2 separate regions of the Homo sapiens genome follow, and region 1 is linked to region 2. A link is a loop called in an ENCODE intact Hi-C map of the cell type or tissue named here. Cell type or tissue: mammary epithelial cell. All regions are shown on one strand. Links, peaks and the distances in the headings refer to the core of each region. The heading gives the core; the rest is flanking DNA. Region 1 overlaps IQCJ-SCHIP1 (IQCJ-SCHIP1 readthrough). Region 2 overlaps IQCJ-SCHIP1 (IQCJ-SCHIP1 readthrough).

Region 1 (8,347 bases), core at 64-8,063, 240 kb after region 2:
ATTCTGGAACTTTCCCCAACCATATTTTTCATAATTCTATGTTATACTTATATATTGAATTGTCTATTTTCCAATTAAAAGCTACTCTACTTATGGAGTTTACTCTGGTTCCTACTCACAAATTAGGCCTTAATTCTTTTTAATAAATTGCTTTAATCAACACAATAGTGATGCTATACTGTACACTTGTGTGTAGACATATACACAAATGGTTATTATAATAAAAAGTTTTGGAAGTTACTCAATGCTTTTCTGGAAAATTTCAGCCAACTAGGGCTAGGACAAAGTGATATTTTACACTTGAGCTGGGAAAGAAGCTGAGTTGTTTATTTGGTTTTTAAACCAGAAACTCATGAAATATGACATCTAATTCTGGCTGTGTTCTTATCTATTGCTGTGACTGCTCGCAGCTTATTGGTCCCCAGTTGAGGACATTTATTTCCTCATCTATTAAAAAGGATGGTAAACAGTTGCCTAATTCTAAAGTTTGGAAACAAAAGGAATTCTGTAGCTTCACTAATTTAGTGACAGATTTAATTCCTTTACAACTCCTGCCATCTCCAAACCTTTTAATTTTCCCCAAAAGCAAATTTACATTTTATTGCTGATAAAGAACATGATGGAGACTTGCCTAATTACCACTTGACCAGGATAACCAGATAAACAGTGTCAGGAATTAAAAATATGGCACAAAACTATGGCCTTCCATTTATGTGTTAATAACTCACATGGTATTCTCATGGTATATATAAATCCCATATACTACTCACCAGGTCTTGGAATATTCTGCTAGTAAACCATGTGTTATAGCAGAGTAATACTTTTTTCTCAAATTATGATTACTCAATTTCATACATAGCATTTCTAAAACTTAATAGTCACCTATAATGAATAGTATAGTACCTACTATTTTTCCTAGATATATTAATTTATTTGAAAAACTAGTGGCATCACTAATGACTAGTACTTTATGTTATTTAAAGTATTTTCATATACATGATTATTTGGTTCTCATACAAACCAAATGTTGCATTTGGATACATGAGTTCCCATTTTACAGATGAGGAAACTGAATGAGAATCTGACCTGTTCATAGTCATACAGCAACTTTTGACTCAGATCTTCTGATCATTAATCCTATGATTTCTCAAACTTCAGCAGTCATCATTAACTCCAAGTCAGGTCAATGAATCTTCCACTAGTTAGTTCCACTGGCAAACTCGATATAGAGAAATTTCAGTTTGTAGAAAGTCAATGAATATGAATTTAAGAAACAAATTTAATAAAGGTGTTAACATGTAATTATAAAAGGGAAAAGAAATCTTCTAACCAACTATAAACCTGGTCTCAAGCTCACTTGGGACAAAGACATACTAACCTCGTCATACTGATTACTTCTGAGGAGGGAGGGAAAACAAAAGAGATACAGGCTTTAGTTTGATCGTAATGTATTGTGTGCGTTATGTGCATGTGTTGGGGACCTGAGAGAGGCCACTGAATGGGTGTCTGGCACATTGTTTACATAGATGGGCTAATGGGTGATTGTGGTTTTGGGAATGCAGAGAAGGACAACCTTTTATTTTGCTTCCAAATCCAATCGAGTCCTACAGGGCAGACCCACATATAGTGACCAAAATCAGCTTCATTTCTTTTTTTAAAAATTTTATTATTATTATACTTCTTTAAGTAAGTTTTAGGGTACATGTGCACAACGTGCAGGCTTGTTACATATGTATACATGTGCCATGTTGGTGTGCTGCACCCATTAACTCACCATTTAGCATTAGGTATATCTCCTAATGCTATCCCTCCCCACTCCCCCCACCCCACAACAGTCCCCAGAGTGTGATGTTCCCCTTCCTGTGTCCATGTGTTCTCATTGTTCAGTTCCCACCTAATCAGCTTCATTTCTGACAAGGTTTGGGTAGGTACACAAGCCTGAAATGTGCAGCCACAATGGCCTTTCTAACGTCTACCTCTTAATTAGACAGATTTGCTTGGCCAAGTGCAGGCGTATTTGAACAATCACAGGTTCCCACACAGGGGCCAACTGGCCCCTGCAGGATTAAGCAAGGAAGGGCAGAAAACACAAGCAAATGCCTATTAAAATATAAAGACGCTAAAAGGCGGTAGATTGAACATGTTCAGTTCTTTCTCCAGACCCGCCAATCAGATAAGTGATGCCTTCTCTCCCCAGGAGACACTGGAAGTGTTCCCATACTTTCCTTTTCTGAGGAGCAGACTTTAACATTTGTTCCATGGAGACAGGGAGAAATGGTAGAGGTAAAGTGTGTCTCACTGACATTAATCAAGATCTGAAGACAGGTAAATAGTATCCCTTACAGGTGGCTCCCCCTAGCTTAGTACTATTTGAAGGTGCCTCACTTCATTTGGGAGGCATGGTGACATGTCTTTTTTGACAGCTCATAAACTATTTGTTCTTTTCCTTTTCTTTGACCAAGTCCAAGATAAATGCGACAATATTAAACCTTGCCCTCTTCCCAGTTTGCTTACATGAAATAGTCTGTGTTTTCCTTTCATCACTCTTACTACACATGGTAAATAATAATACAGACTTCAAGCAGTGGAAGGAAATATTGCTTTCATATTTATACATACTATTTTTTTCAATACATGTACATATCCCTCTGGCAATATGACAAAATGTCAGGGATGGCTATCATTATCCTAGGAACCTGACAGTAAAAGCCATGAGGGGATCTCCTTGGTCTCCTGGACTCAGTTCTTCTGGCTTAGCCACAGGCCACACCTTTCATATGCTATTCAGAGTGTTTAGCCACATGAGTGGCTGTTAATGACATGGCTCTCAGGTAAAAAGGATAACTGAGAATTCTACCAAATGAACTTCCTTTGACCAAATGACACCAATTATACCTTTTCAACATTCAATTAAGAAACATGACATTCTCAATTTGATGTTGCCAACAATCATTCAGAATTTAGAGAAACCTCCAGAGTCACATAAAGGTAATTAACCTAACATTTACTGAGTAACCCTTAGGTGCCAGGAATCATAGATAAAAGGGGGAATAACAGGCTCCTACATTTAAGGAACTCAGAGTCTAGATAGAGAACTGTGAAAGTGAGTAATTATGATACAGAATGGGAGATGAGGAAAGGAAATTAAGTTTGTGCAAGAAGTAAAGTGCCTTCTATGCTGCACCAGAAGTTTAGACTTGATCCTTTGGCCAGAGGCTGTTAAGTATAAAAATGACTATTCAGATCTGTTTTTTGGAACTCTATCTCTCAGGTTGTGGAGGACCATTAACAGAGGAGAGAGGACAGAGCACCATCTGGAGGAAAGATGATAGGAGCCCAAACACAGGCAGTGAAAAGATGAAATTATCACTTCTCTTCTTTTAAAATCCTGTTATAGGAAACATTAAGTTCAGTACTGGAGATTATAAGTGTCGTGAAGAAATGATGTAAGGAGCTAACCAGAAATTATTTTGTCAAAATTCTTCTCCCAGAATATCTTGCATATGAAGCCAGAACCAATTTCAACCTGCCATAGAATTAGAGGTTTTTGTAATTTTAACAGATCATGGTGGTTGCTGAAAATATCAGTGGAATTTTAAAGTATATTTACATTTAAAATGACTTAAAACACCAGAAATGATAGTAAATCTTCATACATTCAACAGGAAACTAATTCCAATAAGTCTGGGAAGGCAGTTTAACACACCAGCATTGCTTATGGTTATCTTCAATCCAAAAATTCTTATATTTAGCTTTGTATTATAATTTATACATACAAGTCTGATTAGCCCATTAGACTCTAAGCTCCTTTCCTGAGGGCTTAATTTTTTGTACCCCTCCTCGCAAACTGCCTGTCACAAGGACTAGCTTTATGTAGAGAATCAATATTCATATTTTCAACAATTTTTTTTACTGAGTACCAATCATGTGCCAGATACAAGGAACCCATTAGTGCTGGAGAAAACTCTGTGAACAACATATAATAACCCCCGTTTTCACTGAGCTGACAGTCCACAGGGGACATGGGAAATTTCCATACCGTGTTAGGCAGCTTACTCCAGGGGAGGAATGGAGGATGCCAGGGATGCCCATGGCATAACACATAACTTAAGGGACAAAGAAACCTTCTCAAAGAAGGAAGATTCAAAGGCCAGTAGGAGTTAACAAGATGAGGAGAGAGCAAAGAGTTCTCCAGGTGGAGGGAATAGCATCTGCAAAGACCAGGAAGACAGAAGAGAGCAAGGTGCGTTTGCTCATAGGAAAGAGGTTCCTGATGGCTGGGGTTCAGACAGCCAGATGAGATGTAGAGTGGGAGGGCATGATAAACCAAGCCTGGTCATAAAGTTTCCTGTGTAACTTCAGCACAGGGCCTGGCACAAAGTGAACACTCAAAATTATTGAATAAGTCAATGTACGTCAGCCTGCTTAAACATTTTATCTATCTACCAAAATTAATCTATGAATTCAATGCAATCCAATGGAAATCTCAACATGATTTTCCAAATAATTTGGAAAGATAATCTGAAAATTTATACAGAAAGGAAAAGGAAGCATACTAGCCAAAACAATTACGAAGGAGAACAAGGTTGGGGGACATGTGATATCTGAAATCAAAACTTATTGTTGAGCCATTATAATTTATGTTTTTATATTTTTTTATTATACTTTAAGTTCTAGGGTACACGTGCACAACGTGCAGGTTTGTTACATATGTATACATGTGCCATGTTGGTGTGCTGCACCCATTAACTCATCATCTACATTAGGTACATCTCCTAATGCTATCCCCCTGGCCCCACCCACCCTACAACAGGCCCTGGTGTGTGATGTTCCCCTTCCTGTGTCCAAGTGTTCTCATTGTTCGATTCCCACCTATGAGTGAGAACATGAGGTGTTTGGTTTTTAGTCCTTGCGATAGTTTGCTGAGAATGATGGTTTCCAGCTTCATCCATGTCCCTACAAAGGAAATGAAATCACCATTTTTTATGGCTGCATAGTAGTCCATGGTGTATATGTGTCACATTTTCTTAATCCAGTCTATCATTGTTGGGCATTTGGGTTGGTTCCAAGTCTTTGCTATTGTGAATAGTGCCGCAATAAACATACGTGTGCATGTCTTTATAGCAGTATGATTTATAATCCTTTGGGTATATACCCAGTAATGGGATGGCTGGGTCAAATGGTATTTCTAGTTCTAGATCCCTGAGGAATCGCCACACTGACTTCTACAATGGTTGAACTAGTGTACAATCCCACCAACAGTGTAAAAGTGTTCCTATTTCTCCACATCCTCTCCAGCACCTGTTGTTCCCTGACTTTTTAGTGATTGCCATTCTAACTGGTGTGAGATGGTATCTCATTGTGGTTTTGATTTGCATTTCTCTGATGGCCAGTGATGATGAGCATTTTTTCATGTGTCTTTTGGCTGCATAAATGTCTTATTTGAGAAGTGTCTGTTCATATCCTTTGCCCACTTTTGGATGGGATTGTTTTATTTCTTGTAAATTTGTTTGAGTTCTTTGTAGATTCTGAATATTAGCCCTTTGTCAGATGAGTAGATTGCAAAAGTTTTCTCCCATTCTGTAGGTTGCCTGTTCACTCTGATGGTAGTTTCTTTTGCTGTGCAGAAGCTCTTTAGTTTAATTAGATCCCATTTGTCAATTTTGGCTTTTGTTGCCATTGCTTTTGGTGTTTTAGACAGGAAGTCCTTGCCCATGCCTATGTCCTAAATGGTATTGCCTAGGTTTTCTCCTAAGGTTTTTATGGTTTTAGGTCTAACATTTAAGTCTTTAATCCTTCTTGAATTAATTTTTGTATAAGGTATAAGGAAGGGATCCAGTTTCAGCTTTCTACATATGGCTAGCCAGTTTTCCCAGCACCATTTGTTGAATAGGGAATCCTCTCCCCATTTCTTGTTTTTCTCAGGTTTGTCAAAGACCAGATAGTTGTAGACGTGTGGTATTATTTCTGAGGGTTCTGTTCTGTTCCATTGGTCTATACCTCTATTTTGGTACCAGTACCATGCTGTTTTTGTTACTGTAGCCTTGTAACATAGTTTGAAGTCAGGTAGCGTGATGCCCCCAGCTTTGTTTTTTGGCTTAGCATTCTCCTGGCAATGCGGGCTCTTCTTTGGTTCCATATGAACTTTAAAATAGTTTTTTTCCAATTCTGTGAACAAAGTCATTGGTAGCTTGATGAGGATGGCATTGAATCTATAAATTACCTTGGGCAGTGTGGCCATTTTCACGATATTGATTCTTCCTACCCATGAGCATGGAATGTTCTTCCATTTGTTTGTATCCTCTTTTATTTCGTTGAGCAGTAGTTTGTAGTTTTCCTTGAAGAGGTCCTTCACATCCCTTGTAAGTTGAATTCCTAGGTATTTTATTCTCTTTGAAGCAATTGTGAATGGGAGTTCACTCATGATTTGGCATTCTGTTTGTCTGTTATTGGTGTATAAGAATGCTTGTGATTTTTGCACATTGATTTTGTATCCTGAGACTTTGCTGAAGTTGCTTATCTCTTAAGGAGATTTTGCGCTGAGTCGATGGGGTTTTCTAAATATACAATCATGTCATCTGCAAACAGGGACAATTTGACTTCCTCTTTTCCTAATTGAATGTCCTTTATTTCCTTCTCCTGCCTGATTGCCCTGGCCAGAACTTCCAGCACTAGGTTGAATAGGAGTGGTGAGAGAGGGCATCCCTGTCTTGTGCCAGTTTTCAAAGGGAATGCTTCCAGTTTTTGCCCTTTCAGTATGATATTGGCTGTGGGTTTGTCATAAGTAGCTCTTATTATTTTGAGATACATCCCATCAATACCTAACTTATTGAGAGTTTTTAGCATGAAGGGTTGTTGAATTTTGTCAAAGGCCTTTTCTGCATCTATTGAGATAATCATGTGGTTTTTGTCATTGGTTCTGTTTATATGCTGGATTACGTTTATTGATTTTGGTATGTTGAACCAGCCTTGCATCCCAGGGATGAAGCCCACTTGATCATAGTGGATAAGCTTTTTGATGTCCTGCTGGATTCGGTTTGCCAGTATTTTATTGAGGATTTTTGCATCGATATTCATCAGGGATATTGGTCTAAAATTCTCTTTTTTTGTTGTGTCTCTGCCAGGCTTTGGTATCAGGATGATGCTGGCCTCATAAAATGAGTTAGGGAGGACTCCCTCTTTTTCTATTGATTGGAATAATTTCAGAAGGAATGGTACCAGCTCCTCCTTGTACCTCTGGTAGAATTCGGCTGTGAATCCGTCTGGTCCTGGACTTTTTTGGTCGGTAAGCTATTAATTATTGCCTCAATTTCGGAGCCTGTTATTGGTCTAATCAGAGATTCAACTTCTTCTTGGTTTAGTCTTGGGAGGGTGTATGTGTCGAGGAATTTATCCATTTCCTCTAGATTTTCTAGTTTATTTGCGTAGAGATGTTTATAGTATTCTCTGACAGTAGTTTGTATTTCTGTGGGATCAGTGGTGATATCCCCTTTGTCATTTTTTATTGTGTCTATTTGATTCTTCTCTCTTTTCTTCTTTATTTGTCTTGCTAGTGGTCTATAAATTTTGTTGATCTTTTCAAAAAACCAGCTCCTGGATTCATTGATTTTTTGAAGGGTTTTTTGGTGTCTCTATTTCCTTCAGTTCTGCTCTGATCTTAGTTATTTCTTGCCTTCTGCTAGCTTTTGAATGTGTTTGCTCTTGCTTCTCTAGTTCTTTTAATTGTGATGTTAGGGTGTCAATTTTAGATCTTTCTTGCTTTCTCTTGTGGGCACTTAGTGCTGTAAATTTCCCGCTACACACTGCTCTAAATATGTTCCAGAGATTCTGGTATGTTGTGTCTTTGTTTTTGTTGGTTTCAAAGAACATCTTTATTTCTGCCTTCATTTTGTTATGTACCCAGTAGTCATTCAGGAGAAGATTGTTCAGTTTCCATGTAGTTGAGCGGTTTTGAGTGAGTTTCTTAATCCTGAGTTCTAGTTTGATTGCACTGTGGTCTGAGAGACAGTTTGTTATAATTTCTGTTCTTTTACATTTGCTGAGGAGTGCTTTACTTCCAACTATGTGGTCGATTTTGGAATAAGTGCAGTGTGGTGCTAAGAAGAATGTATATTCTGTTGATTTGGGGTGGAGAGTTCTGTAGATGTCTGTTAGGTCCACTTGGTGCAGAGCTGAGTTCAATTCCTGGATATCCTTGTTAACTTTCTGTCTTGTTGATCTGTCTAATGTTGACAGTGGGGTGTTAAAGTCTCCCATTATTATTGTGTGGGAGTCTAAGTCTCTTTGTAGGTCTCTAAGGACTTGCTTTATGAACCTTGGTGCTCCTGTATTGGGTGCATATATATTT
Region 2 (8,312 bases), core at 1-8,000:
ACTTTTTAAAACAATTATTTAGGGGAATGGCTTATCCTAACTGACCTCACTATCACTAGAGGGCACTCGTGAACTACACTGGAAAATGCCAGGGCTTCTCGTTTGTGTCTAACTCATGATTTGTGAGGTAAAAACTAAAGTGAGAATTGAATGTTTAAGATGTCTTTGCTGTAAATGCCAATAGAAAGTGCAAATTAGATGACTTTTGGATTTTATTTGAATGATGGAAACTCAATATTAGAAATCACTTTGTGAGTTAAATGTTTGGATTTACTTTTTTTGTACCTTCTCACAGCCCCAATTCACGACAATTCTCAATTGCTGCTGAATCCAGTGATATCTAAAAGTTTTAGTGTTGCTTTAGGGTGCTTAACCTTTCGGTTTTATTGGACTCCTATGAGAATATATGTTTGTTTTATATTTGTACGGCTGTACTGCTTCGATTCTAGCATAAGTGTTTTGTGCATAAATGCATGTTCTTCCCTGTTCATGAGTCATCAACTTCATTTATATCTCTGCACAGCTTCACTAACAGTTCTACTTTATTTAATTTAGCTTAGCCTCCTGATTCCTTGTTGGTTTTTAGTAGAAGATATTTCCTCCCTCAAATGTTCCCAGAAATTTGTTCTCCCATAAGGTATATCAGACTGAATTGGGGGTGCATCCTGTAGCCCCACCATATCATCATCCTTTAGCTCTGTGCTCATGTGCTGAGGATGACTGTATTCAGTGAATGGCAGTCTGGCTCACCCATGATTGCCTATAAAAAGTGAGAATCAATGCCTGTAATCCCAGCACTTTGGGAGGCTGAGGTGGGCAGATCGCTTGAGGTCAGGAGTTTGAGATCAGCCTAGCTAACATAGCGAAACCCTGTCTCTACCAAAAATACAAAAATTAGCTGGGTGTGGTGGCATGCACCTGTAATCCCAGCTACTTGGAAGACTGAGGCAGGAGAATGAACGGCTTGAAACCCAGGAGGCAGAGGTTGCAGTGAGCCGAGATTGCGCCACTGCACTCCAGCCTGGATGACAGAGGGGAAAACAAAAAAAAAAGAATTAGAATCAGAACAGATTTTCAAAAAGAATTAGCTGTCAGAAAGCAAGCAGGCCCTGCCCAGAATTCTAATAGAAGTTATTGATTATAACAATGACTTAAATATTGATAATGACAGTGATGTGACATTAAATGTAAAAAATAAAATATGAAAATATAAGATGTTGGGATGCTTCCAAGTCTCTGGTTTGTCACTTAGGTAAAATATCCAAGTCACAGTTTAAAAGAAAACTTTATATGTAGTTGTTTGGAGTTTAGTGAGCTAAGCTTGTTTTATCTGCTGTGATCATCAGTTTGCCAGGGCCCCTGTTGGGAAGATTCATCCTTACATCTCTTGGAGGTTGCAGTCACCTGGGGACAAGTTGCCTGGTGGAAGGAAGGTGATTCTTCTCTACCTTGACCAGCTTGCCAGACCCACTGGGTTCATACATACTCTCAAGGAGCCCCAGATAGAAAGACTTGGTTTTCTCACCCTCCAGTGAATGGACCTCAAGTTTATGGAGGGAATAGGATGATCCCTGGCCTACACTGACTAAGCCTGTCATCAAGAAATGAGCTTCCTCTAACAACCATGAGTCCATTTGGAACTTCTGTGTTAAAAGCCTTCAGTCCAAGTCAAATGTTGTCAGTGAGCTGTGTCCCTGGGGAGTTCTTTATGCCCTGCCTCTTGCTTGATCTTTTCCAGGTTGTTGAACCTCAGCCCTCTTTCTCTGGGTTTAATCTATTGCTGTTACTGCCTAGACAATTTTCTATCTTCTCATATCTGATCAACTGACTGTCTTGTCCCAAGTCCCTTCCTTCCTTCTACTAACCTCTAACACAACCTTAATGGAGGCCAACAAGCCCTTACCTAACTTCTGGACATTGCCAGCTGCTCTGCAGCCCCACGCCCATAACTGCAATTATTGCCTATCTCAACTATCTACCCCAGGCATGCACTACACAGGAAATCAGCTCACTAATCTGGTTGAGTTCCTGTGTGGAGCTGATAATGATGCTTTTGCATGCTTCTGCTCTGATTGTTTTGGCTAGGCCTAGTGGTTAATGTGGTTCTTTGAACATTTCTGCCTTAAAATATATAACAAAAGTAACGTTTAAGTATGAGTGCTCAAATTCATTATCTTAATAAAAGCTGAGCACTTGTTATGTGCCAGGCACTCTGCTATTATCTTGTTTAATCCTATCAATGATCATACAAAGAAAGACACTATTATTATCTCCATTTTACAGGTGATGAAAAAGAGACTTAAAGAGATAACTACCTTTTCTTGGGCCACCCATTGGGTTGGAGCTCCATATTTTATTCTTCCACTATATTACTTGAAAAGAAGGCTGCATTTAGACACGGTCAAGCAATCAGTTCATGCATTTCTAAGACTGCTTTACAATTTGGTAGTTACAAACAGTGAATGAAACAATATTTTTAAAACCCTCATTTGATTTTATAAATTGCTTCATTCAATGCTCCTTGATTAAAACCTCAAACCTCAGCTGTTCAATGCCAAATTAAAGAGCAACAGAAGGGAAGATAATATTAAGTTATGTTAGCAATTTGCATATTAAGTGCCCTTACACTGCAATGTATCATGTGGTAACAGAAAAATTTGTTTTAGAAATAGGAATTTTGAATAGCAACTGTTAGGGAATGGAGCTTGTGGATATCAAAATGATTTTTAAAAAGAGTAATCTTCTCTCCTTAAAAAATATTAGTTATTGCACAAAGGACAACAGTAGGAAATGCCCTGTGTATTTTTTATTAATCAATTTCATATCATAAAATATTTAACGCTTTTCGTTTCCAGCTCCCAGAGATCTGTAGCTTGTCTAATAGGATTATCATGGAAAGAAACTATAGCATGGTATTTTCTAAACTCCAAGATTGATGACCTTTTCAGAAATTATTAGCATGACCTTACAAATAAGTCCGGAAAAATCTTTGGGATTATTTAGAGACATTCTCAATCTCTTTTGGCTTAGAATTGTTTCCTCCTGCTTGGGCCTTGCTTTGCGGTCACGCCTCTCTCTCCCATTGGTTCCCATATTATTATGATCTGGCCTATAGGGGGCACTGTGGCTCATGGAATGAGGCGCTGCCTGGGTAGGAGGATGTGACTTACAATAGCAGCTCTGCCACTATTTCTATGTGTCCAAGATATATCATTTGAGAGGACATTCCTCATCTGAAACTGGAAATAATACCCACCTCAGAAATGGATTGGGATTGCTGTGAAGGTTAAACGGCACTACGCATGTAAACTACAGCACAGAACCTGGGACTCTGAAGGCTCTCACTAAATATTAGTTGATTTTGAATCTGCTCTTGAAAACGTTCAGTGAGTTTATTCAAAATGCTGTGGAAAAACTGTGGAGAGCAGAGATGGAATTTTTAACTTGACACTGATTGAGGGGCACAGTACTTGTTTGTGATTCCCCAAGTGAATCCATGAGAATCAACTCATGCCCCAGAATGAATATGAATATATATATTGGAACTGTACATTACGAAGGTAATAAATTAAGCATTTATTTTAGTGTTGCTCTTACTAAAGATTGATTTTCCAGTTCTGAAGATGAACTGAGTCCTTTTGCATCTAAATGGGTAGACCTTCTCTGAGAGACCACCCCCACACTCAGAGTAAAAGCAAGCATAGATCGCTCTCCTTCCTTCCAAGACCTGATGAATAAGGAACAGGCAGATTCTTAGGACACTGGGGAAAGCAGAATTAAGTGCCATTCCTGCAGCTGCCCAACTTCTACCAGCAGACCTTACTTCATTCCTAGTCAAGAGGAATTATAGTCCTGAGCAGGGTCAAAACCACCGATTTGGACCAGCTGAAGACTGTTACCTCAGGTGTGAAGTAACACCTGAGTGTTACTTCTGGCGTGAAGGCTGTGGGATGCTTAGGTTAACAGCACTGCTTAAGTGTCCCGGCATTTAGCAAGAGTGTCTGGATATTCAACAGCTAGCCAGATGACCCACCAAACCTTTCCAAATATACTTCTAAAAGTCAGTCTTACCCTTGCTGTTGAACGCGGCGTATTCACCAACATTCAAACTGCTTCATTATCCTCAAGCTTTATTGCCCTTTTCAGATTTACAACCTCCAGGCTTTAAATACATCAAGAAAACTCTGGTGACTAATTAGGGAGAAAGTCTTGTTACAAAGTCACACTTGGTTGGGGGAAAACTCAGCCCTGAAAGAGGATTTCTGGGACCCCTTCTAATACAATTTTGAGATATTTAAAACTATAGAGAATATGGGCCGGGTGTGGTGGCTCATGCCTGTAATCCCAGCACTTTGGGAGGCTGAAGTGGGCAGAACACCTGAGGTCAGGAGGTCGAGACCATCCTGACCAACATGGTGAAACCCTGTCTCTACTAAAAATACAAAAATTAGCTGAGCATGATGGTGTGCGCCTGTAATCCCAGCTACCTGGGAGGCTGAGGCAGGAGAATTGCTTGAACCCGGGAGGCAGAGCCTGCAAGTGAGCCGAGATTGTGCCACTGCACTCCAGCCTGGGTGACAGAGCAAGACTCCGTCTCAAAAACAACAACAACAACAACAAAAACAAAAAACAAACTATAGCGAATGTAAGCTTTGTGCTACTTAATAATTTAATAACCTAGATTTTCCAGGTCAGGGACAGGTTACAGTATTAAGCTCAGCTGTTATAAATTTAGGTCTCATGAATTCTAATGTTTTAGTACCCAAACATTATCTTTCATCCTTCCTTTCAGACCCCCAAATAGCACAAATTCTTTGTCTATTTGTTCCAAATTTTGGTTCTGAGAATATATTAACCATATATAAAAAGAGAAGACTTCTTAGTATTTACTTAGAAGTAGATACATTCCTCTTCTTTCAAACCAGAGCCTGAGAGAGTATTTCATTTTCCAAAGTTTTACAAATTATATAATATATAAACATATATGACAGTATGCATAAATCTATTTTTATATAAAATAGTATCTTTATACCACAAACATCCTCTCCCTTTTATGTCTCTAAATATTGGCTGATAATATAGATTCCTTTTCCCAAATTATCCTTTTAACATCATGGTTTGAGGGTAATTTTTCTTGATAGGTTTAAAAATAAACATGTTGTTCTGGTTTGGGGATTTAAAATTTTTTCAAAAGGACTGCTAATATTAAACATTGCGTGAGTTCAGAACGATATGCAAAATTGACAGTTAATTGATCACTGATTCATTCATCCATAGTAACATAATAAATCTTCCTTAGCAGTCTCTACACTTAATGACCTATGAGTATAGATGTGAAAATCTAGACATCAAGTATGTCACCTTTGATAAAGATAGTTGAGAAATAACTTGTTTTCTGTGTAGTTTACCTTAAGTCCACTCTTGGCATTTGTCCTCATATAAATTCTGTTTTTATTCTATGGCTTGGTGAGATAAATTGTTAGATCTCTAATTTAGACACAGAGTGCACCTACATAATAAATCCAGTTTTATTATTACAAATAAACATTCCAAAGCACAGAAAGACAAACATTGCATGTTCTCACCTATTTATGGAATCTAAAAATTCAAAACAATTGAACTAATGGGCAGAGAGAATAGAAGGATGGTTCCTAGAGCCTTGGAAAGGGAGTGGGAGCCTGGAGGGGGGCAACTGAGAATAGTTAACGTAATGGGTACACACAAAAAAAGAATGAATGAATAGGCATACTATTTGATAGCAGAACAGGGTGACTATAGTCAGTAATAACTTAATTGTACATTTTAAAATAACTATAAGAGTATAATTGAATTGTTTGTAACACAAGGATAAATGCTTGGATGGATACCCCATTCTCCGTGATTACTTAACGGATAATAATGTGATTATTTTACATTGCATACCTGTATCAAAACATCTCATGTACCCCATAAATATATGCACCTACTATATCTGCAAAAAAAAAAAACAAAAAACCAACATAACCAACATTCCACTCATTGAATGGGTATAAAAGACGCTTTAGGGTCGGAGGAGAAATTAGATGTAGTGAAACTGGAGAGTGATGTATCATTGTATTACATTTCTTCTGGAAAGCTCATTAGCCTAAGGGTCTTTTGTAAATGAGACATCTTTCGGGGTGGGGGATAATTATTCACATCCCTGGATTAGGTCTACATTCATTCACTCGTTCAACAACTATCTGAATGTCTACTGTGTGCCAGGCCTTTGCCAAGCACTGGGGATACAATGATCACCAAAAGAAAACAACCTATGCCCTTGCAGAATTTACAAATTCCTCAGTCATGGTTGTCAATTCTTGTAACAGAGCTGTTGATAACATAGGCAATGATAACTATTAATTGATTAATTGTATAGAAGGTTTAGGTGCTACTATTAAGAAAAATCTTACTGCTGAAACATCTTCTAGAGCAGAATTTCTCTGAATGTGGTACCTGAAATATTACTTTTACAGGACGTTGGTAAATGTTAACTGGAAGAGAGGTAAAATGAGTCAATTTATTTACTTTACGACTTCTTCGAGCCTTTTTAAGTTTCTACACATTTTGATTCTGCAGGAAGGCTGTATTTTTTTCACACTTTCTATGCTTCTTTGAGCATGAAACCTGAAATGAGTCACATCTTACTGGGCTTAATGGATCCATGGAACACACTTTGAGAAACATTATCTTAGAGTTACTAGTTGTTAAAGGAAAATTCCAAGAACTCGAATTTTCCTCTAAGTGGCTCAATAATGCAATTAATGAGTTGAACAATGCATTTAGCAAAACTTCCAATGAAAGTTTTATATACATGTCCTTTTTATAGGCCTCTATCTATAGAGCTGTATTATGCAAATGAAAATTTTATTAAGTTCACAGATAAAACTTGTTGCATTAACTGGCTCGTAGGGTTTACATAAAAAACAAATCTAATCAACAAAACAATAGTACTGGAAGATGGAGTTTTAGAAAGTCAATAAATAACTCATTTTCCTTTCTTGATTTAGAAACTTATTTTCAGAAATAAGAGATTTAGGCAGAGGGAGATCAAAATCTCAACTTTATTTCCGGTCAAAGCTGGATTGGAGGGTGTAACTCTGACTGTGGCAACATTTGACATCTTACTATTGAACTTTGAAATGAGAGAAACTTACCAGTCTCACCCACAGGGCAAGCCAGTGTGAATCCTGTGCAGGGAGCTGGATCCCACACAGAGACAGAGGAAGGGTGATCCTGAGCTGTAGATGCCCAGTTCCTTTGCCTAATCCTCCAATCAGTGTAGCTCTTTCCACCTTTGTAGAGAGGAGAAAAGGATGGAAATCAGAGGCTAGGAGTCTTTAGGAAAATGCTTTCTTATGGAAGCCTGAGAAAATAAGAAGGGGGTGCCCAACACTGGATACTTCAGGAAGCAAAAATTGGGCTTTTTAAAAAAAATCATTTTAAGAATCACAAATACTTTTTAGTCAGTTTGATTTTTATATGATTTTTTATATAGTAATATATTAATTAGAGTTTTCCAAATAATAATTACTTTTGGAACTTTTTATAAAAATGCATATTCCAGAACCACAACAGATCTATCATGTCAGAATATCTGAGAAGCAGCCTGGGACTTTTATTTTTATTTTTATTTTTTTGAGACAGAGTCTCACTCTGTTGCCCAGGCTGGAGTGCAGTGGTGCGATCTCAGCTCACTGCAATCTCTGCCTCCTGGGTTCAAGTGATTCTTCTGCCTCGGCCTTCTGAGAAGCTGGGATTACAGGTGCCCACTACACGCCTGGCTAATTTTTGTATTTTTAGTGGAGATGGGGTTTCACCATCTTGGCCAGGCTGGTCTTGAACTCCTGACCTCTTGATCCACCCGCCTTGGCCTCCCAAAGTGCTGGGATTACAGGGACTTTTAAATTTTTAAAAATTCCCCAGATAATCTTCATCATTGTTAAAGTGTAGAAAATACTAAACTGTAGAAATTGACCAAAAATATCTGCTTTATTTAGGAAACTGAAGTGGATCAGAACATTTAGATGATCAATTTTTTTTCTCAATTTTTTTTTGGATATTTTAGCCTTTGGAATAAAATATTCCAAATTTTATTTGGATATTTTTCTCAATTTTTATTTGGATATTTAGCATAAATTTATTTGGATAAAAATTTATCCAAATAAATTTTTATTTGGATATTTTATTTGGATATTTTAGCATTCTCAATTTTTATTTGGATATTTTAGATACGCGGTGAGAAGCTGGTGAGGCAATATTTTCCTGATGAGATGCCAGAACAATCACCATTG

What was found. Peaks named below come from ENCODE experiments on the same cell type or tissue, not always from the same donor. Only the 100,000 strongest peaks of a DNase experiment are listed, where the experiment ranks them.
Region 1: it touches region 2 in a loop (11-fold over the local background); 3 of 110 quality-filtered maps call a loop at or near these places.

What each region holds. Positions count from the first base shown.
Region 1 is chr3:159,500,828-159,509,174 of GRCh38, forward strand. All of the region lies in intron 4 of IQCJ-SCHIP1 (IQCJ-SCHIP1 readthrough), which reads left to right. The region is part of intron 1 of SCHIP1 (schwannomin interacting protein 1); the gene reads left to right. Among named protein-coding and RNA genes, the nearest start is that of MIR3919, 220 kb to the left of the region's middle. In mammary epithelial cell, for the core only: CTCF peaks have their summits at 2,356 and 3,320 (motif pointing left); no DNase peak of the experiment used is centred there.
Region 2 is chr3:159,263,869-159,272,180 of GRCh38, forward strand. All of the region lies in intron 4 of IQCJ-SCHIP1 (IQCJ-SCHIP1 readthrough), which reads left to right. It also overlaps a transcript of IQCJ not described here. Among named protein-coding and RNA genes, the nearest start is that of SCHIP1, 5.2 kb to the right of the region's middle. In mammary epithelial cell, for the core only: CTCF peaks have their summits at 64 (motif pointing right) and 3,125 (motif pointing right); no DNase peak of the experiment used is centred there.